Linked DNA regions of Homo sapiens: region 1 is linked to region 2. The links are chromatin contacts, found by Hi-C or POLR2A ChIA-PET in ENCODE. All regions are on one chromosome and are shown on one strand. Each heading gives the region's core, a stretch centred on a gene start or an enhancer-like site at or near the end of the contact. The rest is flanking DNA. Distances are from core to core; before and after follow the strand shown. Region 1 overlaps POC1B-DUSP6 (POC1B-DUSP6 readthrough). Region 2 overlaps POC1B-DUSP6 (POC1B-DUSP6 readthrough).

Region 1 (5,985 bases), core at 2,453-4,952, 120 kb after region 2:
GCCCCCAGACACTACAAAGAGAGAGGCGTAACAGTACTAGACTCCCTGGTTCTAGTCTGTCCCTTCCCCACTCCAAACATACCAGCTACTTAACCACCTGGTGGGGAGAAAAAAAATGACTTAGGCTTCTGTCACTTCCAACTAGGTGAGTCTAACTTCACCTCTCTGAAACTCACTTTCCTTATCTGCAAAATAGGGAAAATAAAACAATCCTTCCCGCCCAGGCAGTTTTTGTTGTTGTTGTTGTTTGTTTGTTTGTTTTTTTGAGATGGAGTCTCACTCTGTTGCCCAGGCTGGATGGAGTGCAGTGGTATGATCTCAGCTCACTGCACCCTCTGCCTCCTGGATTCAAGTGATTCTCCTGCCTCAGTCTCCCAAGTAACTGGGACTACAGGCACCTGCCACCACGCCTAGCTAATTTTTGTATTTTTAGTAGAGACAGGGTTTTGCCACATTGGCCAGGCTGGTCTCAAACTCCTGACCTCAAGTGATCCACCCACCTTGGCCTCACAAAGTGCTGGGATTACAAGCATGAGCCACCGTGCCCAGCCCCCAGACAGTTCTGATAGGGAAATGCAATCTGCACTTTCAGTACTTTAGCAGAGTGTCCTATGAATAGGAAGACTCCACAGCTGTTGGCCAACAGGTAACAACACCTACAATAGCATTCACCTGCCAAGAGACTGCTACCAAAGATTCTGGAGTTCTTCCTGACTTTGCTGCGTCAAATCTGATGTGACAGCTCGTACTGCCAGTTGTAACTTCCAACTTTATCTAAAATCCAACCACATCTCAATTTTCACAGCCACCACCTTGATCCAAGCCAGGACCTGGACTGCTCAGCCTCCTAACAAGGTCTCCCTGCTTCTGGCCTGGCTTTGACAGTCTATTCTCCACACAGCAGTCTGAGCAATTCCAGCAAAATGTAGGTCAAAGAGAGGAGGGCACTACACTGGCATCTCCTCTCACCCAGGGCACAAGTCAGCGCTGCTCTTGACCTGGCCAGCCTCCCTGGGGCCCCTCCTACATCCCCACCCACCCTCACCTGTGCTTTTCCTCATACAGCCACCAGGCTCTGCCTCAGGGCTTCTGCCCTTGCTTCTCCTATCCAGAACATTCCTTTCCTGAATTTCTTCAAGCCTCACTCCCTCCTTTACATCTCTGTCCAAAGGTCACCCTTTGGACATCTTTCTTACAGAAAGGTCACACTTTCTGTAAGACATTCCCTGAATGTCATTTGAAATTACAGGCCCCTTGTAATAAAAGTGCTGGGAAAATCCAGCACTTTGGGAGGCCAAGGCAGGTGGATCACTTGAGCTGAGGAGTTTGAGACCAGCTTGGGCAACATGGTGAAACCCTGTCTCTACTAAAAATACAAAAAATTATCCAGGCATGGTGGTGCATGCCTGTAGTCCCAGCTACTCAGAGTCTGAGGTAGGAGAATCACCTGAACCCAGGAAGTCAAGGTTGCAATGAGCAGTAATGGCAGCACTGCACTCCAGCCTGGGTAACAAGAGTGAGACCGTGTCTCAAAAAAAAAAAAAAGAAAAAAAAAAAAGAAAAAAAAATTACGCGCCCCCTTCTAACCCAGCTCTTTCTCCATAGTGCTTACTGCCATCTGACCTGCTCCATTTTCCTACTTGTTTGTCTGTCTCTCTGGAATGTAAGAACAAGGATTTTCACTATTTTGTTTACTACCGTTCCCGCACAAAGCAGTCACACAACAAATATCTGTTGAATGAATGAATGAATATGTCCTCAAACCCTTTTTCTGGAAGTTGGGGGCAAACATGAAGCAGAAAAAATATGTGGACATCTTAATATGAAATTTTTTGCACTTACTTGGCACAGCGTACCCAGTGTGTATGTCGATACAAGGAATACAGGAAGCGCTGGCGATACATGCTCCATACTTTTATGGATTTGTCTTCAGAAGCTGTAGCTAGAAACTGGCCATCAGCTGAAAAGTCTACACTTCGAACTGGAGCTGTATGAGCTTTAAATTCTGAGAATTTTCCTCTCCTGGAAATAAACAGTTTAATATTTATAACTCATTTGATTTAATTATAGTTAATACTTAATCACAATACAGACTTTGAAACATATAAAATAGTTTAAATAAAATGGTTTAACTCTTGTAAAACCTAACAAAAGTATGAAAGGGCTATGTTGTACTGTACTCTTCGTCAACACTGAAATTTCCATGAAATTTCAGGTGTTGAGAACTAAAGGGTAGAAAAGAAGAGAATAGAAAAACAAAAGATGGGGAAAATAATGTGAGGCATTTGAGAAGTAGAAAACCTTAAAATGGGAGAAGGCTAGATAGTGTTGGAGTTACAAGGTGATATGTGATAAACGCTACTTTGTGTCAGTGTTCCCAAGTTGCCAAGGCATTTTCACCTTACATTGTATCTAGGACTCAGCAATTTTCCCATTTAGAAAATCATATTGATACTCAAGATAACCTATGGGGAAAATTGTCATAAATGCTTGAAAAACATCAGGCAACAGAATTTAGTTGGCCACAATATATGTGTCTCAGATGTTCAAATGTTCACACTGATCTCCCATACACCTGCACCTCATCCTGTATTTTGCTACCTTGGCTGGTCAGCGTGACATCCGCCTGTGTCCAAGCCAGAAGCCTGGAAGTCACACTCAACTCCTGCTTCCTCTCCCACATCCAGTAAGTTAGCAAACCATATCATCCTCACTTCCTAAATATCTTCTGAATCCTCCTCTTCTATGTTGGCTCTGCTTGCCTTAAGGTAAATATATCCTCAACATCCTTCACCTAGGTTACTGCAAAAGCCTCTTAACTGGTCTCTCTGCTCTAATCTTTTGTCCCCTGCCAGTCACCTACATATTGTGCTTATTACCTTGCTAAGAGCGTAACTCCAAGCATGTAAATCCCAGCGTAAATGTGTCACTGGCTCTTCTCCAAAAGAAAGCACAATGCCCAAGTACTTTGGTGAGGTATCCTGCCACTCACACTGAACTTTGTACTCGGAACAGTCACAGCCCTTCAAACACACCCCTGCCTTTGCACTTACTGCTTTCTCAGGCTGGACTATTTTCCCCATCCCCAGACCCCCTTGGCCAAGCCAGACAGGCTTAATGGCTCCCTATTTGCTACAACGATTTTGCTTACTACATTATACAGTGACTTTCTAAAGAACGATTTGTCTCCTCTTAAGCAGCACATTTTTGAAGCACAGGAATGATGATTTATTCATCTCTATAAGACTAGCATCTAGCAATATGTCAAGCACATAAAAAGAACTCAATACACGTTGAATTCCACTTGGAACAGTCAATAAAGGCTCGTAGATCCAACCTGGCTTACCCTTCCAGTGGTCTGTAGGGAGGAAAGGTAACTTTATCATAAATTTCCATCACCTGACATATGATATTACTCAGGAAAAACTGAAATACATATTAAACAAAAATTAGGAGGGAGCATCCAGGGACTAGCTCAGTGAAGTTTCAAGGGTAAATTTCATGAGTGGAAATCAGGAGTATAGTTTGGCCTGAATTCAAGTACAATGCCTAGAGAAAACAAAGAAAAGAAAAGGCATCTGCAATGACCAGGAAGCTAAGAGACAGACCATCAGTATCATCAAAATCTGCCCTGATTTTTAGTTCTGCACTCCACACTCCAGCAGGCTGTTCTGTTTGCCTCCTTTCTAAAAGGCTGTCCTCTCAGCCGTAGGCTAAACCAAGCACTGGATCCAGTCTCAACAGGAAACACAGAAGAAACCAAGATAGGAGTGCCTTATGTTTATTGTGCTGGTGCCTAACTGGTTTCTAGTTCCTCATCTTAACTTAATATAGGCTCTCTCCTTCCTACATATTTACTTGCCCTTTCAGCTAAATTCTCTTGACTGCCCACTGTGACCAACTCTGAGCCAGACTTGCTTTCAGGCTTGCTCCTACCTATTCTTTTCTTATTTATTTATTTTTTTGAGACGTGTTATCTTTCTGTCACAGATGCTAGAATACAGTGGTGCAATCGCTACTCACTGCAGCTCAAACTCCTGCGCTCAAGAGCTCCTCCCTCCTCAGCCTCCTGAGGAGCTAGGACTATAGGTGTGCATCACCATGCCCAGCTAATTTTATTTTTTTATTTTTATTTTTTATAGAGACAGGGTCTCGCTATGTTGCCCATGCTGGTCTTGAACTCTTGGCCTCAAGTGATCCTCCTGCCTCAGCCTCCCAAAGTGCTGGAATTACAGGTGCGAGTCATGCCCCCAGCCTCTCCCTATTCTTTCTTAGCCTTCTGGTCACCAGCTGTGGTGTCTATCTGCAAATATGGCTGCCAATACTCATCTCATCCCTGTACATGCATGTCTCTCCGCTTCACAAAAGGTGAAGTCTGTTTATTTCCCCTCCCTTTGAGGGGAGGTGTTGTGACTTTTGAGGGGAGGTGTTGTGAGAGGAGGTGTTGTGACTCATCTCATCCCTGTACACGCATGTCTCTCTGCTTCAAAGGAGGTGGAGTCTGTTTATTTCTCCTCCCTTTGGGCTGGTGTTGTGACTTTACTCTGAGGAACAGAACGTGGCAGAAGTGACACTGCAAGTTTTGGGCCTAGTTCTTAATTGGTCTAGCAGCTTCTGCTTTGATTCTCCTGGAACCCAGCTGTCATGCTGTGAGAAAACTACAGGTTATCCTGCTGGAGAGACGGCACATGGAGAACCAAGACGCCATTGCCACAACCCGCACCAAGGCCCCAGGCATACGAATGAGGAACAGAGCCCATCTTTCCTCTGCATGTGTAATCTCAGCCTGCACCATATAAGCAAAAGAACTGTGAAGCTGCATGAGTAATCTCAGCCTGCACCATATAAGCAAAACAACCATCCAGACAACCCACAAAATGTGACAAATCATTGTTTCTGTAGTAAGTACTAAGGTTTTGTGACTGTCATACAGCAATAGATAACTGACACATCATCTTCCTTCCCGTTGCCACGATCCACCATTATTGCTCTGTCCCTACTAAGACATGATTTAGAAAGAGAAACTAGGGACACCTACACAAGCCTAATCATTGTATTTAGATGAGTTATGACAAATTAATGACTCAGTGAGCTTTTAGCTCATCTACCCTTATACAATTTGTTCACTGAGATTTCCTTGAATTAGTAAAGGGAGACTGAAGTTATGCTGTGCAGAAGATAGTAAAAAAGCTAGTTCTAAATTCCCAAAGTTAAGGGTTTTGGAACATGCTTCTCCTCTTGGACCCCAAACTAGTTACTTCTCCCTTAAAATTCCCTGCTACATTGCCATCCATTATAACATGTCACTTCTCTTCAATAGTTTTCACTACCATTGGAATATATTCAGATTTCTCAGCATAGAGTTCCCCTTGGGTGGTGGCAGAAAAAAAGCACCCACTGGCATGGGAATGCCCATGAGCTTTTCTTCATTTGGGAGTGCCTGGGCCTGAATAGTCACAGACTACAAGTCAAATCCTGCCACAACAGGGTCAAGGAAATACTCAAATTCTTATCTTCTAAAGCAGTGGTCCCCAGTCTTTTTGGCACCAGAGACCAGTTCCATGGAAGACCATTTTTCCATGGGACCAGGGAGTCAGGGGGAAGGATGGATGATTTTGGGATGATTCAAGTGCATTATTACATTTATTGTGTACTTTATTCGTATTATTATTATTATTATTATTGAGAAGGAGTTTTGTTCTTTTCCACCCAGGATGGAGTACAATGGCATGATCTCGGCTCACTGCAACCTCCACCTCCCAGGTTCAAGCAATTCTCTTGCCTCAGCCTCCCGAGTAGCTGGGATTACAGGTGCGTGACACCACGCCTGGCTAACTTTGTATTTTTAGTAGAGACAGGGTTTCACCATGTTGGCCAGGCTGGTTTCAAATTCCTGACCTCAGGTGATCTGCCTGCCTTGGCCTCCCAAAGTGCTGTGATTACAGGCGTGAGCCACTGTGCCCAGCCCTATTTCTATTATTATTA
Region 2 (5,674 bases), core at 3,087-5,586:
TTTCCCAATAACAGACCAAAAAGCTGCCACTAAAATCATGCTTTTAAAGGAGATCCTGAACAATAGCCAGTGAAGGTGATTATGGCCATGTCCCCATGTCCATGAGGAGGTGCTTGGTGGGTATTTGTTGAATTGCATCAAACTGGAGTTGGATGGGACTCAGTTCAAATCCTGACTCTGCTTCCAGCTTCTGGTACATTAGGCAAGTTGCTAAACCTCTGGGCTTAGGGGATAAAGACACTACCTCACAGGGTGGAGTGAGGAGTAGAAGATAATATACGTGAAGTACTTCATGTGGTCTTTGGAAAGAGGTAGATAGATAGGCAAATATCAGGTGATTACAAATACTCCTTATAATTTCACTTCAGTTTGTACCGCATCTCACACCCTGAAGCTAGCAGGGTAAAGAGCTCTCAGGAGAATGAAGAGGCCTCTGGCCCATTCTAGTATGGTCTCTCCCATCAGGAGGGGAAAGGCAAATATTGCATGGGACCTGGCAATAAGATTGAATGAGACATAAGCAAAGTCTGATCGCATCCTTATCCCCACCCCTTAACAGCCACTATATCCCTTGAGGCAAGTGAAGGGCCCCAGAAGTGAGGGATCTTATTGCTAAGTAGATCAGACAGAGTTCTTAAAGATTCTAATATGTTGCCTGTATTGTCTCATCTGTAAAATGGGTGTTAAAATAGCACTCATATCTTGGGTTATGAAGATGAAAGAAGATAATCTATGTAAAGGACTGAGCACAGGGCCTGGGACAGTTAGTGATAGATACATGTTAGCTACTGTTGCTATTTTGTATTCCATGTTCAATCTATGATATTGATTAACCTGTTTATTGATTGCTGGATTTTCATTTAGTAAATTAATTTTCAATAAATGATTTTCACTTAAGCATTTGTTCACGCAGTCACTTCATTCATTTATTTATCATAAAACATTTATCAAGGTCCTATTCTATACTGACACTATGCTGGGCTCAAGAGATGCTGAGGCTTTTTGGGCAAGAAGGTTGAAGACTAGGCAGGGAGAGAGACCTGAACTAAAGCAGGAGAAGGCAAGGTGTAGTATACACATCATGGAGACATGTATAAAGCATTCCTGGAACCCAGAGGAACCAGGAAGTGCTGCTCATAAAAGATGCTTTTTGAACTAGATCTTGAAGAGTGAGTAGCCCGAGGAGTTTGGGCTTGCGAATTCTAGATAACAAGAACAGCTTGCCAAAAGGGATAAAGTTGTGAAACAAACAAACAAACAAAAAACAGGGTTTGGAGCCAGGAGGACTTTGGTGTGAGTGGTGTTTGGCCATTCTGCCTGGTGCCTTCCTTTGAATTTAGGTTCGACCCCCTGTGGGGGCCACAGAGAGTCACCTGCAGCTCAGTCTTACCCCAGGTGCTGGGCCCAAGTCTGCTCTTAGAGGAAATGTAAGTAGCTTATATCACTCAGTATCGGGTCAGCTAGGCTCTGGGTTCTGTTCTGAGCTCCTGCTCTATTTCTAGCTGTGAAGTTTCCACTTGATTCCTGTCACAGGCTCTACCTTGTATTCCAGTTCAAATAACTGGGCTTTGGCCTTTGTTCTTTCTTCTACATTCTGCCTCTAAGTTTCTCTAAGACTGGAATTTTGCCTTTCCTTATCAGTCCTTCCTAGAACTTCAGTCCCTCCCAGAACTTCAGTCCCCTCCTTGGCCCTGGGGCCTCACTCCAGGCTGCTTGATCCACTTATGGTTATTGCTTGCTGGGTTCACCTTCTTCTCCTTTCTGCAGGTGGAACACAGACTGATGACAACCACGTGCTGAGATCCCCTGTTACTGCCTAGACACAAATTGCTATCTAGGTCCTGTTTCACTGCCTGGCAGAACTGCCTTGCTACTTCTGGTTTGGCTCGCCATTGCCTGAATTCCTAAACTCCATTCTGAATATTACTAGTGAAAAATGCACGGCAGGGCGCAGTGGCTCATGCCTGTAACCCCAGCCCTTTGGGAGGCTGAGGCAGGTGACTCACCTGAGGTCAGGAGTTCGAGACCAGCCTGGCGAACATGGTGAAACCTCGTCTTTACTAAAAATACAAAAATTAGCCAGGCATGGTAGTGGGCACCTGTAATTCCAGCTACTCAGGAGGCTGAGGCATGAGAATTGCTTGAACCCGGGAGGCAGAAGTTGTAGTGAGCCGAGATCACACCACTGCACTCTAGCATGGGCTATATAGAGCGAGACTCAGTCTCAAAAAAAAAAAAAAAAAAAGAAAAATGTGCTACTTTGGTATTGAAATTAGCATCCAACATCAGCTTTTGGAGATACAGGTTATGCCATATACTTTGGTAAATTTCCCCCAAGCATTTAGACTTACAGAAGATATGCAGTAAAAGCTGTTGGAGTATATGCTACAAATGAGCCTTGGTGGTATGGTCCCAGGCCTTCCTGTGCTGATTAGCATTTTATGGCATGTATAATTTTCCTTAACATTGCTCAGGGGATTAGGACACTAGTCATATGCTGCCAGCCACAAGTTTTAAAAAACCAACTTAGGAATAAAATCACAACAGGAAATGAAGGCCATTTGGAAATTTGAGAACCCACATGTTCTCTATGTTATTTTCTTTTCTTATTTTTTTTTTTTTTTAGGAAGAGTTTCAAAGTTTCAACCTGTTTTAATGCTTGCCCATCTGGTTGTTTTATTAATGAAAACAGCAGCATCTTCTAATGCTCTTGTGTGAGGCAACAGTATTTTCCCAAAAAAATCACAGAAAAAACTTTGGGATTTGATGTACCATATTTTGTCTTTTACTTTTTTTCTTTGAAAAAATAAATCCCAACTGGAGATCATTTTAGAGAGAGTATGTGCTTAGAAATATTCAGTGAGTCATGCCTGGTGTTGTAGGTCTATTCCGGTGCGTGGGGTTTCCAGAACAATTACATAAGTGTTAGCATAGCCAGGAACTTTTGACATTTGTGGCAGCCTAATGGAGTTCTTTTCATCATTGAAAATATTCTAACTGTTGTTTCCTTAAATCTAAAATGCATAAAACTAGTGAAGCAGGATAAATTGATTCTGAGGCATTTCTATCCAGTATGCTTTGTTGGCAAAGAAACTGAAGAAAATTTACTTGAAATAAAATACAGGTGATCAAGCTGTTAACAAATACAGTGATCTAATCATCTGGCAGAAAGTGAGAGGATAAATTGTAAGTGAGACCTTTTTGTTTCTTCTCTTTCTTTTATCTATCAAGATTTCCAGCCCAGGCGTGGTGGCTCACACCTGTAATCCTAAGCACTGTGGGAGGCTGAGGCGCGTGGATTGCCCGAGCTCAGGAGCTTGAGACCAGTCTGGGGAACACGGTGAAACCCCGTCTCTACTAAAAATACAAAAAATTAGCCAGGCATGGTGGCTTGTGCCTGTAATCCAAGCTACTCAGGAGGCTGAGCTAGGAGAATCGTTTGAACCCAGGAGGCAGAGGTTGCCGTGAGCCAAGATCATGCCATTGCACTCCAGCCTGGGCAACAGAGCGAGACTCCGTCTCAAAAAAAAGAAAAAAAAAAAAGATTTCCTTTTCTTTTACAGCCTGACCATAGCATATTGTTTACTTGCACAACCCTACATAATGAGATTATTCAATCACATGTTTTTTAAAATTCGGGGATTCCAAAAGCTATTAGATCAATACCTTTCTTTAATCTTTCAAAAGATCACCAGGAAATAATGTGATATTCCACTACTACTAATTTGTTTGTTAAAATATATTTTTAAGTACCTGTGTTCCAAAGTATCTCCTAGTATGAGAAACTAGAGAAAGACCCAACCGAAGTCATTATCAATTAATTTTTTCTATCTCAAAGGTGAGCTCCCCAAATCCAGAGTTTAGGGGCTTTCTAGGGAGGGTGAAGTCCTTAGTTTTGTTTTTTTTTTTTTTTGAGACGGAGTCTCGCTCTATTGGCAGGCTGGAGTGCAGTGGCGTGATCTTGGCTCACTGCCACCTCCGCCTCCCGGATTCAAGCAATTCTCCTGCCTCAGGCTCCCGAGTAGCTGGGACTTCAGGTGTGTGCCACCACGCCTGGCTAATTTTTGTATTTTTAGTAGAGACGGGGTTTCACCATGTTGGCCAGGATGGTCTTGATCTCTTGACCTTGTGATCCGCCCGCCTCGGCCTCCCAAAGTGCTGGAATTACAGGCGTGAGTCACTGCGCCCGGCCGGAAGTCCTTAGTTCTTATAGATGATTGTTCAGTGTCTTGCACAATTTTGCTACTGCCTTATTTTCCTGCAGATAAGACATTGTAGTTATGGGTGTTACTGTATTTATTGGTTCAAAAGACATGGTGCAAAGGACAAGTAGGCCAAGCAGGCTCTGACTCATAGAGGTTGCTGCCTGCTTGTGCCCTGTGTGCGCCTTTTGAGTAAAGAGCACAGTCCACCAAGTCCAGCTCTGCATGCTCAAGTGCTATTGAATTCTTTCCACCTGACCACAAGTACTTGAGCACCTTTCCTCCATAGCAGAGCTGATAGCACAGAGCACACTGAGAATCCCTATAGGGAAGGTGTGGTGAGGCTGTGTGAACTGTGTGGGCTGTGGTCACGTAGTTGATCATGTAAGTGGGATCACAAACTTAGTAAGCATCCTGTGACACACCGTCATCATTAGAGTGTGCTTGTTGATGTTGGAGTACTATGTGCTATTCAGGACTATTTCCAAGAATTTAGTTGAATATATATCCTGGGCTGTAGGATACAGGATGAAAAGAGGATTTGGTGTCCCTGCCAAGTTTCCTAGATAATGCAGATAATTTCTTTTAGCAGGAAGTGACGTGTACATCTCAGGGCTGGGAAGGTGCAGTTATAGGAAATTAGCCTTAGCAAGAAACAAAATGCCAAAATCAAGACCAAGTGAGAACATAACTTCTAGACCAACAGAAAGGAAGTGAGGGGATCTGAGCTGCCCTGTTTTGTTTCTGAAAAACCACTCATCTTGCTCTTCTATATTCCTGACTTTCTCCATCCAGTAGGCACCAAGTCCAGCTAGCTCTGTCTCTTCTGATTTTGGAATCTGTCTTCCCTTCACCATCTCTCCAGTCATGGAGTTCAGTCTCTTACCATACTCACCTGGATTACTGCAATAGACACTAACTGGTCTCCCTGCTTTCAGTCTTCAACACCCCATATCTCACCAAAGGGATCTTTGTTGTCTGTCCATTGTTAAATGGTTGGGATTTATTGGGAGGATTTCTGTCTGCTCTCAGGATGGACCAGAAGTTTCAGAAATTGATAGAAATGGGTCGGGTAGGGATGGGTAGGGTTAGAACATTCAACCGTGTTGTCAGTGCCCTGCCCCAGAATGAATGCTCTTCCATCATTTCTCCATCTTTTCACCCTCTTTCTTCACTCCAGGGAGTGAACATTGTTCCAGCTTGGGTCAGGTGGCTGTTTGTTGGTGAGTAAGGGGTTCAGGGAACAGATTTAACAACTCAGCAGGCAATCCTTCAAAGGGAAATCAAGGTGGAATGGATACTGAGTTCTCAAAAATCAACATGTTCCCATGATATGTTGACTATAGAAGGGTCATCTAAGTGCAGTAGCAAATATAGTTTATAGTATTTACTCGAATGGCTTGTTAATTTATCTCTCTTCCTCAATAGACATTGAAGTCCCTGGAAGAAGAACCATGTCTTATTCATCTTTG

Evidence for each region. Hi-C counts contacts between places; a loop is a spot of excess contacts on that map. ChIA-PET counts read pairs that join two places held with the same protein, here RNA polymerase II (POLR2A). Pooled maps may share reads with other maps.
Region 1: a loop to region 2 is called in a pooled map, with 4 times the contacts of the local background. The contact joins two enhancer-like sites. A Hi-C loop is called at or near these places in 3 of 50 pooled maps. POLR2A ChIA-PET finds 5 or more read pairs at or near these places in 3 of 52 experiments (BJ, H1 and activated CD8-positive, alpha-beta T cell).

Annotation. Positions count from the first base shown.
Region 1 is chr12:89,490,094-89,496,078 of GRCh38, forward strand. POC1B-DUSP6 (POC1B-DUSP6 readthrough) reads right to left here. Exons shown (of 11, transcript NR_189589.1): 4 at 1,843-2,022. POC1B (POC1 centriolar protein B) reads right to left here. Exons shown (of 12, transcript NM_172240.3): 4 at 1,843-2,022. Among named protein-coding and RNA genes, the nearest start is that of GALNT4, 32 kb to the right of the region's middle. Within about 2 kb of position 3,703, at least 4 of the 41 ENCODE cell types and tissues checked have a DNase peak (open chromatin) inside an H3K27ac peak, as active enhancers do.
Region 2 is chr12:89,371,460-89,377,133 of GRCh38, forward strand. The region is part of intron 9 of POC1B-DUSP6 (POC1B-DUSP6 readthrough); the gene reads right to left. Among named protein-coding and RNA genes, the nearest start is that of DUSP6, 22 kb to the left of the region's middle. Within about 2 kb of position 4,337, at least 13 of the 41 ENCODE cell types and tissues checked have a DNase peak (open chromatin) inside an H3K27ac peak, as active enhancers do.